3 separate regions of the Homo sapiens genome follow, and regions 2 and 3 are each linked to region 1. Evidence: chromatin contacts called from ENCODE Hi-C or POLR2A ChIA-PET data. All regions are on one chromosome and are shown on one strand. Each heading gives the region's core, a stretch centred on a gene start or an enhancer-like site at or near the end of the contact. The rest is flanking DNA. Distances are from core to core; before and after follow the strand shown. Region 1 overlaps ANKDD1B (ankyrin repeat and death domain containing 1B). Region 2 holds the start of IQGAP2 (IQ motif containing GTPase activating protein 2). Region 3 holds the start of GCNT4 (glucosaminyl (N-acetyl) transferase 4).

The links. A loop is a pair of places that touch in the nucleus more often than their neighbours do. ChIA-PET counts read pairs that join two places held with the same protein, here RNA polymerase II (POLR2A). Pooled maps may share reads with other maps.
Region 2: a pooled map shows a loop between it and region 1 (13-fold over the local background). The contact joins the promoter of IQGAP2 here to the enhancer-like site in region 1. A Hi-C loop is called at or near these places in 2 of 37 single-sample maps with no recorded cell type and 7 of 50 pooled maps. POLR2A ChIA-PET finds 5 or more read pairs at or near these places in 1 of 52 experiments (activated T-cell).
Region 3: a loop to region 1 is called in a map of endothelial cell of umbilical vein, with 6 times the contacts of the local background. The contact joins the promoter of GCNT4 here to the enhancer-like site in region 1. A Hi-C loop is called at or near these places in 5 of 168 maps with a recorded cell type or tissue (CD8-positive, alpha-beta T cell, GM12878, endothelial cell of umbilical vein and 2 more), 5 of 37 single-sample maps with no recorded cell type and 13 of 50 pooled maps. POLR2A ChIA-PET finds 5 or more read pairs at or near these places in 1 of 52 experiments (HEK293).

Annotation. Positions count from the first base shown.
Region 1 is chr5:75,667,706-75,670,897 of GRCh38, forward strand. It overlaps ANKDD1B (ankyrin repeat and death domain containing 1B), which reads left to right. Exons shown (of 14, transcript NM_001276713.2): 13 at 1,547-1,678. Among named protein-coding and RNA genes, the nearest start is that of POC5, 48 kb to the right of the region's middle. Within about 2 kb of position 1,531, at least 16 of the 41 ENCODE cell types and tissues checked have a DNase peak (open chromatin) inside an H3K27ac peak, as active enhancers do; they include CD8-positive, alpha-beta T cell, GM12878, endothelial cell of umbilical vein and 1 more, where a contact is called at or near this core.
Region 2 is chr5:76,401,702-76,404,893 of GRCh38, forward strand. It overlaps IQGAP2 (IQ motif containing GTPase activating protein 2), which reads left to right and starts at 1,584. Exons shown (of 36, transcript NM_006633.5): 1 at 1,584-1,890. The coding sequence starts at 1,845. RefSeq lists silencers at 1,266-1,615, 1,786-1,895 and an enhancer at 1,549-2,049.
Region 3 is chr5:75,050,976-75,054,167 of GRCh38, forward strand. GCNT4 (glucosaminyl (N-acetyl) transferase 4) reads right to left here and starts at 1,583. Exons shown (of 4, transcript NM_001366737.1): 1 at 1,454-1,583; 2 at 1,194-1,252. RefSeq lists silencers at 1,830-2,079, 2,300-2,349, 2,470-2,839.

The DNA.
Region 1 (3,192 bases), core at 281-2,780:
TTAGCTTTGAAAACAATGAAGCAAACATGTTTCTTGGCAAAGTTTTCTATTCAGAGCACTGCCCTCTCATGGACATCCTAAGACGAGAAGGTGTCCTTGCTCAGGGGTCTATTTGTATTAGGGATTGCTGGGAACTGGGGATGGCAGAAGCACAGTCCATGAGCACACACTATTTATACCACATACAAGTAAATTATGAGACTTTGTATTGCACATTCTTAGGATACATTTTCATGTGAAAAATAGAAGATAATGTATTGAAAACATTGAATACTAACTAGTTTCTAACTAGAAAAATTTTTTTATTGTTAAGATTTCTTTTTTGTCATTAATTAGGCTTATAGTGTTCTGTGAAGTCTTTAGGAAAATTGAGTTGCCTCCTGGAACTCTAACTTGACCTAAAGAGATGACTTGAAAATATAGTGTATCTTCAGAGTACTTGCCAGCAGGATAAGGGGGATTTTAAAGTGTTTCGATGGAACCTTTATGGAGGGCCTGGAGTGTTTATTTCTGCTGGATGAGGGATAGATACATCAGCTCTCTAAGCCATGCATGTTTGATGGAGTTTATAATCTAGTTGGCACAATAACAATGACACTTGCAATTCAATTATATTGTGATCCAGGGTAAGGTTACTGGCACTGGGGAGTTTGTGGGCTTTTGATCAAAGGAGTGACAGACTCATGATGGTATTTAAGAAAAATTAGTTTGTCAAGAGCAAGATTAGGAAAGGAACAGAGGACTTGTCCAGGAGTACATTCTGTAAGTATGCAGTTCCCTCTCCCTGAAATGCCCGCTTCTCCATATCAGTCTGTCCAGTGAACTTCTCCCTCACCCCTGCAGAGCTCAGGCCCTTCCCTTGCACAGCATGTCTGCTCCTGCACACTCTCTCTCAGAGCAAGGAGCCTGTAGTGAAGTCCTGTTGGGAACCACAGAGGCTTTGTGGCTCCCTATCCCGGTACTTCCCCCAACACCTCTCTAGGCTGAGATATGCAGTGAGTATTTATCAAATGAATAATCCTGGCCCAGGGATGCAAACTTCCCTCAGAGTAGCTTCCTTGAGACTGGAGTGGCAGAATGAATGGTGCATGCTTGCTGCTCAGAGTGGGGAATATGGAGCAGCAGTGGCAGCAGCACCCGGGAGTTTGTTAGATGCATGGATTCTTACCCCAGACCTACTGAATCCAAACTTGCATTTTAGTAAGATACCCAGGTGAAATAAGCACTGTGAGTTTGAAGAGCACTGGTCTATGAGAAGTTGCATATTTCATTAAAATTGTTCCCCCTGGGCAGGCACCACAGCTGTCCTCTCTCTTGTACACTCCTTTGGGTGTGTGCCAAGCATAGCAGGTGCATAGCACAGGCTGGAGGGAAAGCAAATGCTGGTCATCATAAAGCAGCACAGCGAGGGCAACTGGAAGGGCTTTTTTCGAAGAGGAACAGGCAAGCAAACAGTCATTCAGAAAGTTTAGTTGGAACTGAGATCACAATGGAAAGAGATAGCAGCTCGTGGTGTTTTACCTCGGACCTCTTGTGCTTGGCACAGGAAATGAAAGCTTCCGTGAACATGGCCACAGGGCTCTGCTTATCTGGCTACACGGGACCCTGATGACTCAGGGTGACCCGGCCAAGCAACTGTATGAAGAGCTGGTACACGCAGGTTTCCCAAAACTAGCTGGTAAGTGACAGTTTCAACAACAGAAATTCTTTCTCCCTTAAAATTTCAGGAAGCAGTCTACAGAAATATCATCCTGACCAGCTACAGCCCCAGCGTGGTGTTAGCTGTGGCTCACACGGAGTATGGAACTATGGAAGGGGCTTGTAAGCTGTCAGCAGCTTCTCCTTTGGGGAATGACCCAGTCAATACTGGTTACTCATTAGCCTGGCAGTTCTGTGTCATCCCCCTACTCAGCATTTGAAAAAGTGTGGGAGTGTTTTTGTTTATGTGTATGTGTGGTGGGGGCAGGTGGGGTGGGGCAGAAGTGCTAAACTATCCCATACAGTTATAGGATTGTTCTCCACGACTAAGAGTTGTCTTGCTCAAAATGCCATTTTACCCCTGTTGATAAACTGCAGGTTAGTGTATTTGAAAATGTTATCTCTAGGTAGAACAAAAAGAGCAGACAGGCTATTACTTTGCCACCTGAGGTTATTGCTAAAAATCAGTCTGCCAAAATCACTGACCATATTGTCAGGAAAGATCCTTTAAAAACTTATCAATAAATTAGGCGGTGTTGTAGCTCTCATGTAATAACAAGCATTCAAGCAAAATACAGGAACATCTGCCATTATTTTCACTGAAGCAGTTTTACCTGGAGCAAGAAGATAAATGAGTGAACACCGACTGATCCAATAGTTTCCAGCAGTAGTAGGTACAAGGAACAATGTGTGGATACTTACCTTCCATCACATGATCTCATAATATTGGAGTTTTTCCCTCAACTTTTACCCTGTTCCCATTGGCCCCGAGAATACTCACCAGTGGTGCTTGCAGCATTTACCCTGAAAAAACTTTGCCATGAATTATCTTGTTTTTATTATTATTTTTGGATCACTCTAGTATATTGACTTTGGAAACAAAAGATATCATTCTACTTATAGCATTCTGGTTTTACTAGTGGTATTTCCATTTACAAAATATGGAAATTCTTGATCATTGAAAATGTCAAGTCCTAGAAAATGTAGCATTCCTATATGTGATGTTAACATCGTTCTCAAACAATTGTTGGCCAAAGATTCATTCCATGAATCCAATTTTTCAGAAATTGATGATTCGGATGATTCAGACTATTCTGATGTTAGTTCTGTTTAGAAATAACTCCAAGAAGTTTGTATATTTGTTTTTCACAATGAAAATCAGATTTGCTTCAGCCTCAAAGAGCGTATTTATGTAAAATTGAAGAAGTGCTGGCAGTGAGCTGCACTTTTTTTTCTAAATGGGAAAAGGGTTAAATGTATTCTTCCTATGAAAGAGGTTCCATAAGAACTCTTAGAGAAGATGAAGATGCAGTCCACTGAACTGGCTAAGGGTATGTGTTCTGACGCAAGGCTGTGTGAGCTCACTCTTGAACTCCAAAGCTGACTGACTGGTTGTAAACCTCGAGCAAGTTCTATGACCTTCCTGTGACAACCTTCTCATTTATTAACTAGGAAAGAAAATAAAAATGTTTACTTCAAAGGGCTGTTGTGGGA
Region 2 (3,192 bases), core at 334-2,833, 730 kb after region 1:
TCCAAACAGGTGAGAATCTAATGCCATCAGGGAAAAAAAAAAAATATTTTGCTATCCCGTCTGAATTGAGAGTTCCCTGTGTACAGTTTACGTCCCTGTGAGCATCTACCACTCACAGAGCCACCCTAAGCACGCTCTGCAGTGTCAGCATCACCTGGCAGTATGCTAGAAATTAGAAATGCAAATTCATGAGCACCAGCCCAGACCCATTGAGTCGGAAATTCTGAGGGTGGGGCCCAAGAATGTGAGTTTCAACAAGTTTGAGAAGGACTGCGTCTCCTATATGAAATGGAAAACAGCTGCTCATCCTCTGTATCCTTGCATAATAAAAAATGATTAGTGTCACTATGCCACCATTTCCTCAGCGAAATAATTTCCATCCCCCCACCGCCTCCGAGGGTCTTGCACTCTCACCCAGGCTGGAGTGCACTGGTGCAATCACAACCCACAGCAGCCTTGTCCTCTCGGGCTCAAGCAATCCTCCCACCTCAGCTTCCTGAGTAGCTTGGGACTGCAGGCGCAACCACCACGCCCGGCTAATACGGCTAATATTATTTTTTCATTTTTTGGAGAGACGGGGTCTCGCTATGTTGCCCAGGCTGGTCTGGAACTCTTGGGCTCAAGGGATCCTTGTGCCTCGGCTTCACAAAGTGCTGGGATTACAGGCGTGAGCCGCCGCGCCCGGCTCTAAATAATTTCTTATCGCCCTCCCTCAGTTTGTTTTTCCTGTTATCGGGTCACCCACACATTCCACAATTGTCAAATAGGTGAGGGCACAGGTACGGAAGCGTCCCGCATTCCCTCCAGATTTTATCACGCTGAGACACAAAGAGAAAAATAGCTCCTGGCGACCGCATGAAAACCCCGATTTCAAAACAGCCACATGCAGTTTAATTTCCTTAAAAGCTTAGCCGGAAAAGGTTTCTGTGGCTTGCGACCCCAGCTGGGCTTGAGAGAAGGCTCTGCACACTGGGGCGGGGGCGGGCACAAGGTGATCGGAGGGAGGGGGATGACTCGCAGTTGTGTTTTGAGTGGTTGCCTTGGGTTATCTTGTTCCTCCAGCACACACACACTCAGTTTCTTGTCATAAGGGGAACCCTGTTATTTTGTAGACAAAAAGTGACAGAAGCAACTTTCGAAGCAAAAAAAAAAAAAAAACAAAAAAAAACAAAACCAAAAAGACGAAGAAGAAGAACAAAAGTCAACGTGAAATCTCCCCAGAGGAAAAGGAACCGCGCTGTTTGTCCCTCAGTAACTGAGCAACACCCCGGACACGAAGGGCTCCCTGTGACTTCTGCGGTTTTTCTTGCACTTCTCCGCGTTGGTTCACTTCCACCCTCGAAACTCTCCAGAAGCGAGAAATAAGGCGGGGTGGCCGCCACCCCCAGGCCACCAGCTGTGCGGGGGCCCCAGCTGCAGGGGGTCCCGGCCCAGCGTCCCTCTCGGCCCCTTCCCTCTCCCCCGGGGGAGAAGGGGCGGGTCCACGCGGCCTGGGCGCTGCGCCCGACACGCGGTAGGGGTCGCTGCGTCTCGGCGCGCGCTCCCACCGCGGTGAATAACGGGGCCTGGCTGGAGGAGAAAGGAAACCTGCTGCGGGAGGCGGCGGCGACCGGCCAGGGAGCGAGGGAGGAGAGTTCACTTTTACTTCAGTGTCAGCGCGCGGCGGCCGTGGCTGGCTCTGGCGAGAGAGCACCGAGGGAGTGGGTCGCAGATCTTCGGGCGGCTAGGGGAAATCGGCGAGAGGCGGGATCCGAGCGCGCCGGCGGGGCGCAGAGCCCGCGAGCCTGGCCAGCGAGGGTAGCCGCGGGGGGCGCGCCCCGGGCGGGCCCCCGGAGACGCGCAGGATGCCACACGAAGAGCTGCCGTCGCTGCAGAGACCCCGCTATGGCTGTAAGTGCGCCGGGCGCGCGGGGTTCCTGCTGGCCTTGGGGAGCTCCCTCCCCGAGGACGGCGTTGGAGAAGCCGAGGGAGCCGGTTGCGCGGCGCAGAGGAAATTGGAAGGCAGCAACTGCGCGGCTGGCAAAGTTGGGAGCTGGAGTTGCAAAGGGCAGTGAATCGCGTCCCCCCGCTCCTCCCGCCCCCCAATTCCTAATATCCAGCTGGCAACCCAGACCCTCCACTCCGCATACCCAAACGGGGTGCGCGGGCAGTGCGGGGATTGCGCTCTGGGACAGACCAGGTTGGGATTTTAGGGGTATCAGGTGAGGAGTCCGCGGAGCTCCGGGTCGCCGCCGGCTTGGGCCAGGGGGTGGCGTAAGGCACCGGATTCTTCCAACCCAGAAGGGGAGGAAAGTTTGTTTGCTGTGGCTACAGGTGGGCACCGCAAGTAGGGCGCCGGCGCACTCTGCTAGTGCAAAGCCGGCTTGACTGGAAGGGCGGGAGTCTCCTCCTGTCCCGCGCCCTCGAACTTCACCTGACCCGCTAGAGCCATTGGCCTCACAGGTGTAAGTCCCTCCCCTCTGAAACCCCCCAACCCCTTTCCCCCCCGCTCCCCTCGCGCGGGAGGATTGCTGTGTGGAGAGGACGCGGCACTAGGCTCCGGGGAATCCGGCGGGAGCCCGCGTGACTTGAACGAGATGGTGTCGATTACCCAGCCAGGGGCTGCCCTCGGAAATAGGTTGCTTTGGCCGATCGTGAGTGGATGGAGCCAGATTAACACCAACCACGTGGCTTCATGTGCAGAGTTCAGAGTCCTAAACATGTGCCAGGAAGCATTTCCTTTAAAACAAACAGAAAGTTGGCCTGCTGTCTCTCCAAGGTGGCCCTGTCAGTGAACCCAAGGCCGAAGACCACAGGTTAATCTTTGCCCAGGCTGGCCTTGGTGGCAGAGGTACCAGGTTTGGGTTAAGGTGGTGATACCTTCAGCAGGGTGTTTTGTTTGTGTGTGTGTGTGGTTTTGGATGGTGCGTAAGGCCACTGACTTGCTTAACTGAAAAAGGGCTCCTCAACTTGTGTAGGTTCTTTCCCCTCCTCCCCGCTGGCGTGTCAAAGATGGGAGGTTATCTTTCCTGTGTTACCCTTGCAGTGAGGGGGAGGCCTGAGGACTACAGCCTCTGTACTCTAATGCATTCAGCAGTTGACTGAGACCCAGCTTTTTGCCTTTTGGTAAACCACACAGACAGCAGAGCCTCTTGGGTTCAAGAGGGAACGCTGTGCTCATTCAGTGTTTGCAGTGCCAACCTCAGGTGGGAC
Region 3 (3,192 bases), core at 333-2,832, 620 kb before region 1:
TGAGGATCCACTCGCCACAATGCCCCTTGGCATCACCTGGCAGTGGTATCTGCTGGCCTCCCCGGTGCCATTCTCCATCCTCCCCTCAGGTCATACTGAACCTGTCTTTTCTTCCACCTCTCAGGCTCTCCTCTCCTCTGGTCTCAGCACACACCATTCCCGGGGATGGGAATACTCCCCTTTCTCACCTCTCCCCTCCCCCATGGCTGCTTAGTTTACACAGCTCCCACTCATCCTTGAGCCCACCTTCAGTCTCCCCAGCAAGGCCTCCTGCCTCAGCACAGATGCAGTGAGCTGCAGCACATCTGCGCCTCACAGCAGCCAATGCGCTGTTCACATTGGGACAGTTCACAGCCTGGTTCACAGCCAGTGCTCAACACAGGTGGCCTGAAGAACTCACTTTTCAGCCTTGCTTTGCTCATTTTTACTGTCTCACTGCTTTCTTCCCGCCTTGTAGCCTAAGAAGGAAATCCCCTGAAGCTGACTCCGTTTTACCTCTCCTATGTGGTGCTGTGATAAGCCCCAGGTCACCAGGTCATGCTCCCAGCACCCGTGGGTCAAGGATGAGGCAGAAACAGCACCGTCAGGTACAGGGCCCTCTACCTGCTCTCTCTCCCTCTCCCTTCCTAGAAAACAACCATAGGTCATTCAAAGTCAGTTTGGGAAGCACCTGTATTTATGGCCTGCTTATCTTGAAGGCACTTGGCCAGGTGCCATAAAGTGCTAACTCTGACTGCCCGACTATGCCATTCACCCCACCTACCTCTGTGCAGGAGATGTGACATTTAGCAAATCAGTATAAACTTTTTCCCCCAAAGAAAAGAGTATAAACCTTCTCATCCCACCACCACCCCGCAGCAGGAAACTCCTTTCAGTCTCCCCATAGAAAATTCAGCGGCCACACAGTTCCTTGGCTATTGTTTCTCTCCTGATACCAGAAAGAGATAAATCAACAACACATCTTAACTGGTCATTTCTCACACAAAATTGGATCCTTAGAAAGTGCAACATAGGATATGCTCTCTATAATGATTCACTTTTTCACTTTTAAAGATTTTACTTCCTTAAGAGACTATCAACAAAAGCTGTCAGAATGAACTGTTAGTTTCTAGAATGTTTTAGGCTTATTGATGCTTTAATAGGGACATGTTTTATGAATGCAAGATCAAAAAGGGCGACTTCTGTCTACTCACATGAGACAATTAAACGCATTATATTAGCCCCAACTCTGTTAATCTTCTGGTTTGTTGTTCTTCCATTTTTAAAGACAAAAAAAAAAAAAAAAAGAAAAAGAAAAAAATGAATTTAAAAAGTGCCCCAAGGCCAATATCGCCTCTCTGCCTGCCCAACGAGGGGACAATACACTGTTTCCCAGACTACGTGACTCGGAAAACTTCCCCGTCAGGGAAAGCTGAGTCTTTAAATTTACAAAACACCCACTCGCCCCGTTTACCTAGCACCGTTTCCTACGTGAAGACTGCAAATGGACTCGAGCGTCCCGTTTCTCGGCTCGGATCCCAGAAGCTCCCGACCCGCTGTGGTAGGCACCGCCACCTCGCAGGCAGACGATCCCGGCCCGCTCTGCGGCACAAAAAACTTGACCTTAAAAAGCCCAGAAACTGGTCTCTGGGAAGGGCGCGGCCTGGGAGGCGCGGCCCGCAGCTTCCGCCCCCAAAGAACAACTCGGAGGCCCCCTCCAGCCCCGGTTGCCCTGGCGCAGAAGCCGCGGTAGCAGTCCTTTCAGGCGCCCCGCGTCCCTGTCCCGAAGCCCAGGGGCGGGGGCTCGGGCAGCATCGCTTGTCCCCTCTGGTCCAGGGCTGCGGAGAAGCGGCAAGCGGCTCCGAAAGGCAAGCGTCACGAAGCCGGGCTCAGTAGCTCCCCCGGGCCCCCTGCGCCTCGCAGCGGCGCGGGCCAGGCTGGGCGGCGCTGGGCTCTGAAGGGCCAGGACGGCGGGATGCCCCTGCTCCCGGCAAGGGCGCGCCCACGAGCCGCTTCTTGGCACTTGGGGAGAGTCCCGGGAAAGCCCGGCGCCGGCGCGCTCGCGACTCCAGCCTGGCGGCTCCACTCCGCCCGCGAGCCCAGGAAGCCGGCTCCGCGGCCCGCGCCCGTTATCCAGGACACGCTCCGCGCCCGCCGCCCGCTGCCCTTTCCCCCCGCTGGCCTCGGGGAACTTCCCCGCGTCTGGCCGCAGGCGGCGGCTGCCGCGGGGAGCCCCGAAGTTGCGGCGTCTGCTAGGCGCGCGCCGGGTCGCCCACCCGGCCCGTGACGCTGTGTCCGTCCGCCGCGCGCTCTGGTGGCCCCGGGGCTCCTGCAGGCGCGGAGAGAGGCCGGGGTTCAGCCCGGTTCCCCGCGCGGCTCCGAGAGGGCGCCCCCGCCTGCCGCCTGGAGATGGACGCGGCGCCGAAGTTTTCCCCGGCGGGAAAACGAAAGTCGTGAGGAGCAGAGGGTCGGGGCGTCCCGGCGGAGACGAGGCTGAGACCGGGTTAACATCTCCAGCCCCGGGCGACCCTCGCTCCCCCGCGTGGCCAAGTCGACTTACGAGAGGGAGCGGGCCAGCCCCGAACGCGGGGTCCGTGCGGCTGCGGAGGCCGCCCCGGCGGGGGCCGAGGGTTGCGCTCTGGGTTCCCAGGCTCTCCGCGGCGGCTCGCTCTCGCCGCGCTCCTCCGTCGCCCTGCTGGGGAGCCGCTCTCGCCCGGCCCGGGGTGGGAGAGCGCTGAGCGGCCCCCGTGACGTGCGGAGAAAGTAGGAGCGCCTCCGCGCTCCCGCAGAGGGAGCTCCCTGCCCTGCGCTCCCAGTCCCCGGGCCGCGCTTCGGACAAAGTTCTCAGGCGCGCGCGGTGATCTCGGCTCTCCGCCGCTGCCCGGAGCGTCATCCACGTTCGGTTCCCTCCCACATTAGACAAGAAATCTGAGGTCAGGAGAGCTAAGTAACTTGCCCAAAGTCGCTCACAAGGCAGTGACGAAGCAAACTCACATCCGCGGCTCCTTTTTTCTCCTTGAACGCCGGGCTCTGCGGAGGCTCAGGCCCTGCAGGAATCGCCCAACCAGACAGAAGGCAGCTCGCTCTCATGGGTGAGACGAGGAGTGTCCCACGCAGCCGCGAGAAATATTATCAGCAGCGTGGGAAGGTGGAGCTTTTTGCCGAATAACTAGAGTGCAAAGTTGTTTTTCAAACAGTGCCTACATGCCAAAT